Regions from separate parts of the Homo sapiens genome. Here regions 1 and 3 are each linked to region 2. The links are chromatin loops, found by intact Hi-C in ENCODE. Cell type or tissue: ascending aorta. All regions are shown on one strand.

Region 1 (2,500 bases), 310 kb after region 2:
GTGTGGTATTATTCTGCTTTACAGAAGGGCTTTACAAAAGCTTATGGTTTCAAAATTTCCCTGCTTTTGTTTATGGTTCTAACCCTTGCTTGTTTTAGAAATCATTATGCAAAGAACAACTGCATTCTTTTTAATGTCTGCATGGAGGGATTTTTCTGTGAAATGACTGTACAATAATCAGTTCCCTCTGGTTGGACATTTTTGTTATTTCTGGATTATAAATAATATAACGATATAGCCTTAAACACACTTGTTCTCAGATATTTACATATATGGACAAGTGTTTCTGAGGGTAGTCACCAGGAAGGGAAATGATTGGGTCAAAGGACATATACATTTAACTATTTGATAGATGCTGATGGATTGCCTGCAAAAAAAAAAAAAAAAAATCTTCAATTTTAATTACCCCAAAGCATTTGGCAATGCCTATTTCCTGAAACTAACATTGAATATTTTATTAGTTTCCTATTGATGCTGTAACAAATTACCACACATTTACTGGATTAAAACAACACAAATTTACTGTTTTCCAGTTCTGGAGGTCAGAAGTCCAACACAAGTCCCACTGGGCTAAAAGCAAAGAGTGGGCAGGGCTGCATTCCTCTCTGGAGGCTCTAAGAGAGATTCTGCTCCTTGGCCCCTGGCCCCCCTTCCATCTACAAAGCCAGGGATGGCCAATGGAGTGTCTGTGACACCTGGCATGATATCACTCTGACACTGTCTCTTCCTCTATTCCCTTTTCCATTTTTAAAGTCCCTTGTGATTCCGTCAGGTAGGTGCTCCTGGATAATCCAGAGTGCGCTCCCTACCTTCAGGTCAGCTGATTAGCAACCTGCATTCCCTCTGCCTCTAATTTCCCCTTCCTATGTAATATAACATACCCACAGGTTCCGGGGAATAGGATGTGAACATCTTTGGGGGTGCTGTTATTCCACCCACCATGGAGACATTCAACCTTTCTAATTTCTTCCATTCTAAGTGAAAAAAATGGTGTTATGCTCTTTTAAGTTGCATTTCTTGATTGATTTCATTGGTGAGGTTGAACGCCTTTCTATTTGAAGAGGCAAATTTCTGTTATTCTAAGTTGTCCGTTCATACCCTTTGTCTCCTTTGCCACTGGGTTGCTCTTTCTCTCTCTCTTTTTCCAATTGAATTACGAATTTCTTAAGGGCAGAGGCCTCCTCACATTCACCTTTGTGTCCCCAGTCCCTCAAAATATGGCTGGTTCAGAGAAGGGATTCTGTGCCTGTTGGCCCTTCCTTTCTCCCAAATGTCGTCCCTCCCACTCCATTTTCTTGCCATTCTGCTTTGGAAAGAACGTCGGGAGGCTTCCGGCTGAGCAGCCTGAGTTGTGTCTGTGCACAAGAGCGTGTGCTGGGCTGAGACAAAGCGCGTCTGTGATTTGTTCCCAGCCCTGTTGGGACTTCTCTGGCCGCTGGGGCTCTGGCTCAGACTCAGTCCCTTCACTTGGGCGGCCGTTCACCCTACTCGGAGCCTCGGTTTTCTTATCCGTAAAAACAGCGATGGTATCATGCCTGACATTTAAGGGGTGCTGGGAAAGTAACTGAAACAAAAGCATCAATGCTTGGCAAGGGAGCACCCTGGTTGCTGGGCCGCCAGCACTTGCAGTGTTGATCAGAGCAGCAGAGCCCCTGGAAGGGGACTGGAGGCAGCTGCCGGAGGTCCAGGCCTGCCCGGCCAGGCTCTTCCAGGTGGGGCTCCACACCTGCATTCAGGATGGGGAGGATGCTCTGGGTCAGAGGGGAGAGCCGGTCCTTCCCTTCCTCAAGACCCTTCCAGAAGGTCTGCTGGGCCCCAGAATACCAGGCCTCAGGAGGGTCCTTCTCACCACTGGCTGCTACATGTGGAGCCCTGAACCCCCTTGGCTCAAGGGCTGGTGGTGGAAAGAGACCCTCCACCCTGAACTAGTCACATTATCTTGGAGGGACCTCTCTGCCTCCATTTCCCGGCTGGCAATATAGAGAAGGCAGTCCCTACCTGCCTCCTGCTGGGAGGAGTCACTGAACAAGATCAGGGCCGTCAAGCCTGATACCTCAAAAGGGCGATCAATGGCCATTCCTGTCATCATGTTCCCTCCTCCCCTGCCCTCCTTCCCCTGCTGTAAAGCTGCCGGTTCGTAGGCCTGAGCCTGACAGCAGGTCCAGGAGCTGAAGCAGCCCTGCTTCTGCCAGTGACCGGCGACCATGGCAGGTCACAGTGCCCTCGGCCATGGCTCCCTGTTCTGTGACTCAGGCCTTGGGGTGGACAGATTCCCCTCACTCCTTCTCTCCCTGTTTCTCCAGCCAGGCAGAGCTGGCAGCCATGAGGAGACAGCACCTGGGCTGGGAGGGCTGGAGTCCAGCCACCCTCCTCTAATTCATTTCCAAGCTGGCAGCTGCCTTTCCCTCTTGCAGGGACCCTAGACCCAGGACCCTGAGGGCGCTCTCTGTGGGCAGGGCTGTGGCTTTCTGGCAGGGTCCCTAGCGATGCCCCCTCTGCT
Region 2 (2,500 bases):
TTATCCATTTGTCTGTTGAACATTTGATTTGTTTCCCCCTTTTGGCTAATGTGAATAATGCTTCTATGAGCATGGCTGGACCAACGTAGAGTCTTTTTTTTTTTTTTTTTTTAAACTCCACACTGCAACCAGGAGTCTTTTCAAAGCAATATCCTGGTCTTGTCTGGCATTCCCTTGGTCTACCTTGGAGGCATTTATCCAGGTGAGAATTGTGGTTAATGAAGCTCCATAAAACCCACACAAAGGGTCAACCCTGCATTATTTGGTAAAGTGATGGGGTTACCATAACCAGCAGCACAAAGCACAGCACTTAGACCTGTGCCAGAGAGCTTAACTGTACAATGTGGTCCACCTAGCAATGATAAAACAATGACTGATGAAGACTAACTCGACAAAGAATTGTTTGAGAGTCACGCATTCTACCCACTTACCTACTCTGTATTTTATTCTGGCGTTAAACTGGACTGTCAGAAACAAAATGCTTTGGCTTCACTACCCAACCCAACTAGTCTCCCAACACAACCCCATCCCGCTAAGAAAACTGCTATCACTGAGTCATGTTTTTTTGTCATGCCCTCACCTTCCAGCAAGGGTTGCTGTAAGAAACAGCCTCGAGAATACTAAGGCTGCATTTTCTGAGGAACTGTTAAGACATGATCGAACACATTTCTCAATATCATCTATTTGGTATGAGCCAGAAACTACAGAGTTAAGCATTAGGAGAAGTTGTGCCTACTCAGAGACCTGCTGCAAACCAATATATGTTTTCCTCATAAACAATGAGAGTAACGATGTTCTGTGTTTCCTTTTAAATGCTGGAAGCTAGAAAACTCAGAATCAAACTTATGATTCAATTAGAGCAACTGTTTAGGATTATGGTCTGCCTCTCTGGGGTCTATCCCTCCTAAACTGGTTTTGTTAGACCTGATTTTGAGGCTTGATCTTTCATATTTATAAATGTACAATTTTGTTTTATGTTTTTCTTGTAAGTTGCCTAAAACCGTCTGGCAATTGGAGGGGAAATGGAGGGAAGGGATGAAAGGCAGGCCAACTTCATATCTGGAAATGGGGAGCTGGAGCCCAGGGGGATGGAAGGGTACACCAAGGCCACGCAGTAACCAGAGGTGGGGCTGGACCCAGCTGGGCACAGGAGAGTACTCAGTTCAGTGCCAGTGCTGAGCCTTTCTGCACAGCCCCACAAATGGTACTTAACAAATGTGTTTGGATGATAATCTGTCCTTTTTAAAAAGTGTCACTTTTTTAAAAAATGAGGGTAAAATTCAACATTTCTAGAGTAAATTCAACAATTCCAGGATTTAAAAATATCTATATGAGTTCTTTCCGCCCCAGCCCTCGTCTTCCTGGGAAACCATCACTCCTGAAAACATTTCACGGACCAGGTGGCAATTCTGCTCATGACCACCAGGTGGCGATGCAGGACAAGTTGAGCTCCAGCTCTCCCAGGGCAACTAAGGCTGTGGGGCCATTGGGCAGCAAGTTTCCGTCAGGTTAGACTGTTTCTTCCCAGGCTCGTCCAGAAGTTACCCATAAATCAGACGATTTGGTCCCAAATTGTTGACTGAATCAAAACACTCAGTTCCAGGTCAACTTTGTATTAAACACAAGCTGGGCTGCTAAAGACAGCTACCTCTTAGTAAGCCAGAGCTTGGGCAGTGGTGGCTGGAGGGTGGCACCAGCACTGGCTGAGACTTCGGGAGACCACTCAGCCTGTTTGCTCACCTGTGAAACAGGCTTCGCACTAGTTACCCCACAGGGTCATCCTGGGATGACCACACGTATGGGAAAAGTCCTGGCCCATTACAGGTATGCAGTAAAAGTGTATTAATTGTTGTGTAGAAGTTTGGGTGCATCCCACAAGCCCCAAACACTGGTAATGGCCCCGGTGCTGTGCAGGTGGTCCCAGGGAGATGATGCCATCCAGGGCTGCATGTTGTCCAACAGCAGCTGGACCCAGCTCCCTTCCCTCAGGGGCTATGGGATGCTGGAGGGGCCCCTAAGGAGGTGCCCATACAGGAGGCAGGAGAGCGATCACTCCAGGCAAGAGAGACCTGCGGGCCCCTGATCCCTGCCAGCCTGTGACCAACCACAGCCAGCCAGTCCCCGTGATGTCTTCCCCACTGGGATTCCAAAGCTTCTCATGGAGAGGGAAGCCAGGCCTGGTTCAAGTCCCTTCACTGCCACTTGCGTCCCACTCCCCAAAGGTCCTAGCCCCACCGCCTTGAAGCCTGAGGGCGAGGCTTCCTGTCACCTGGTCCTCCAAGAGGGAAATTCAGCTGTGGGGGTCTCTGTTCCCTCCCCACTTCCCAGAATCAAGCCTGGTGGGCTCTCTGCTTACCGTGCACAGCTCTGGGCTCCTCAGGGCACTGTGGAGAGACTGCCCTGCTCAGGGCCTCCCCTAGGGACGTGTGCGGTAGATGCGGGGATCCTGGCCGCCAGGGTTTCTCTTCACAGGGTTCTGTGTGGGAGCCCTCGCTGCCAC
Region 3 (2,500 bases), 480 kb after region 2:
CTTTTCTCCTTTGCCCATTCTATTCTAGCTTCACTGGCCTGCTTTGGATTTTTTCAACCTCGTAAGCCACTTCTTTCCCTGATTTTCACATGGCCTTAGAAAGTCTAAATGACATCTCAGAGAGGTTTCCCTGACCACTCATTCTAAAGGAGCCCGACACCTATCACATCACCATATTTTAATTGTCTGCATAACACTTATCTCTGTTGGATATTTTTCTTGTTTATTTGGTATTGTCTGCTCCAACTAGAAGGTCATCAGAAACTTTGCTTTGTTCATTCATGTATTCTCTGCACAATTTGACATGGGTCATTTACAAGATGATTGTATACGTCAGTCCAAGGCATGGGAGAATAGGCTGGAGATGCCGTAGGCTGACACCTTATGTAATACTTCACCAAGACCTGCTGATTTTACCTCCTAAACATTTTTCTATTCCAGGGCTGTCCCTCCATATAAAAGAGATGGAGAAGGCACAAAGCTGTCATCATTTCTTTATTACTTCAACAGTTTCCATCTGGTCTTCCTGCCTTCAGTCTTATTTTCTCCGATCCATTCTCTGCCACAGTTCCTAAAACATAAGTCTGGCATGTCACTCTCCTGTTTAAAACTCTTCAAAGGCTTTCAGTCATTTGCATGATAAAGTCATTAGCCTAACAGTATATTCTGTGTTGTGATAGGTGGTCTCTGTCTCTATGTCCTTCTTGTTTTATTCTCCAAGAATACCCAGCTGCTTGTAGGGCACTGTGAATACTTTGCTTTCCCTGTTTCTGTGTCTTTGCTCATGTGCTCCACTCTGCCTTGGACTGTCTGGCCTTTAGAAGCCATGTGACCTTGGGATATCACTTATTCTTCTGAACCTTAGTTTCCTAATAATCATAATTCTTCACAGGGGCAACGTGAGGGTCAAATGATATCATGTACAGAGAAAAAAGTACAATGCCTGTTGTATAGCATGTGCTCAAAAAATTGCAATTGTATTTTTCAACAATGTTAATGTTGACACTAATACTACTAAACCATAATATAGTGGAGCTAGTGTAAGATTTCTGGTACTTTCTTGGGTTACTTGCCTTGGGAGAAAGTAACCAGATCTGACTAAAAATTTGAACTACCAGCTCTGATTTTCCAGTCCTCCTTCCCTGTCCTTCCTAGAAAACTTGAAATCCACATAATTCTCACCCAAGGATTCTCAAATCTGCAGGGACAAGACAAGCACTTGTTCCTCATTGGGCCCTGGGACCCTCCCCGGCTGTGCTCTCGGGTGAGGGGGTCAGTTGGGATTGTCCAGCATTTCTGTGTCTTGGGAATGGAAATTAAGACTTCGGAGTTTTCCTCCAGTCTTTCTCATAGACTTACTGAACAGCCAGGTTTCAGAGACATGCTGGAGCCCCCTGGTGGTGGCTTCTGGGCACGGTAATAGCCATAACTGCAGGGTGAATGGAACCTGTGAAGTTCAAAGTACTTTGTCACTATGTTATCTTGTTATCACTGCAAGGAGTGTTAGGGATCTACTTGGCATCTTGTGGACTGACATATGAGGGAGGATAATGACATGTTCTAAGCTTCCAGGGTGTGGTGGGGATGATGGGAAAGGGCTTTGGTGCCAGTGGGATGGGTTAGCCTGGAGTGCTCCCCAGGGACAAAAAGCAAGGTTGCTGTACATAATGACAACCTTTGACTGGATCAGAATGAGACCCAGGTGAGCCAGGTCTCCTGGTGATTTTTATCTACTTTCAAGGTTTAGCTGCTCTGAGCTCTGTGAATTTCAAGTAGTCCAACAGTCAGTTTGGCGAATACATTCATTTACTTAGAGACTTAATAAATTAAGCCAATAAATACCTACCATATACTAGGTGTTAAGTGCTGTGGCAAGTGCTGTGGCAAATTCTGAGATGAATCATTGCCCCCACCTTCCACAAACTCACAATCTGGTGGGGATTATGAGACTCATAGACAAATAATTGAATGGAAGAACATTCCATGCTCCTGGATAGGAAGAATCAATATCGTGAAAACGGCCATACTGCCAGAGGTAATTTATAGATTTAATGCCATCCCCATCAAGCTACCAATGACTTTCACCACATAATTGGAAAAAACTACTTTAAAGTTCATATGGAACCAAAAAAGAGCCCGCATTGACGAGACAATCCTAAGCAAAAAGAACAAAGCTGGAGGCATCACACTACCTGACTTCAAACTATACTACAAGGCTACAGTAACCAAAACAGCATGGTACTGTACCAAAACTGAGATATAGACCGATGGAACAGAACAGAGCCCTCAGAAATAATACCACACATCTACAACCATCTCATCTTTGACAAACCTGACAAAAGCAATGGGGAAAGGATTCCCTATTTAATAGATGGTGCTGGGAAAACTGGCTAGCCATATGTAGAAAGCTGAAACTGGATCCCTTCCTTACACCTTGCACAAAAATTAATTCAAGATGGATTAAAGACTTAAATGTTAGACCTAAAACCATAAAAACCCT

What was found. Hi-C counts contacts between places; a loop is a spot of excess contacts. Peaks named below come from ENCODE experiments on the same cell type or tissue, not always from the same donor. Only the 100,000 strongest peaks of a DNase experiment are listed, where the experiment ranks them.
Region 1: a loop joins it to region 2, with 2.7 times the contacts of the local background. A loop is called at or near these places in 5 of 110 quality-filtered maps.
Region 3: it touches region 2 in a loop (3-fold over the local background); 66 of 110 quality-filtered maps call a loop at or near these places.

Annotation. Positions count from the first base shown.
Region 1 is chr11:11,968,919-11,971,418 of GRCh38, reverse strand. All of the region lies in intron 3 of DKK3 (dickkopf Wnt signaling pathway inhibitor 3), which reads left to right. Among named protein-coding and RNA genes, the nearest start is that of DKK3, 38 kb to the left of the region's middle. RefSeq lists enhancers at 1,058-1,681, 1,682-2,305, 2,306-2,500. In ascending aorta, a CTCF peak has its summit at 1,423; DNase peaks (open chromatin) are centred at 1,408 and 2,408; H3K4me3 peaks cover 593 bases; H3K27ac peaks cover 1,449 bases.
Region 2 is chr11:12,280,956-12,283,455 of GRCh38, reverse strand. It overlaps a transcript of MICAL2 not described here. Among named protein-coding and RNA genes, the nearest start is that of PARVA, 95 kb to the left of the region's middle. In ascending aorta, a CTCF peak has its summit at 1,416 (motif pointing right); DNase peaks (open chromatin) are centred at 1,115, 1,445 and 2,195; H3K27ac peaks cover 986 bases.
Region 3 is chr11:11,797,904-11,800,403 of GRCh38, reverse strand. No RefSeq gene overlaps it. Among named protein-coding and RNA genes, the nearest start is that of MIR8070, 16 kb to the right of the region's middle. In ascending aorta, a CTCF peak has its summit at 1,404 (motif pointing left); a DNase peak (open chromatin) is centred at 1,393.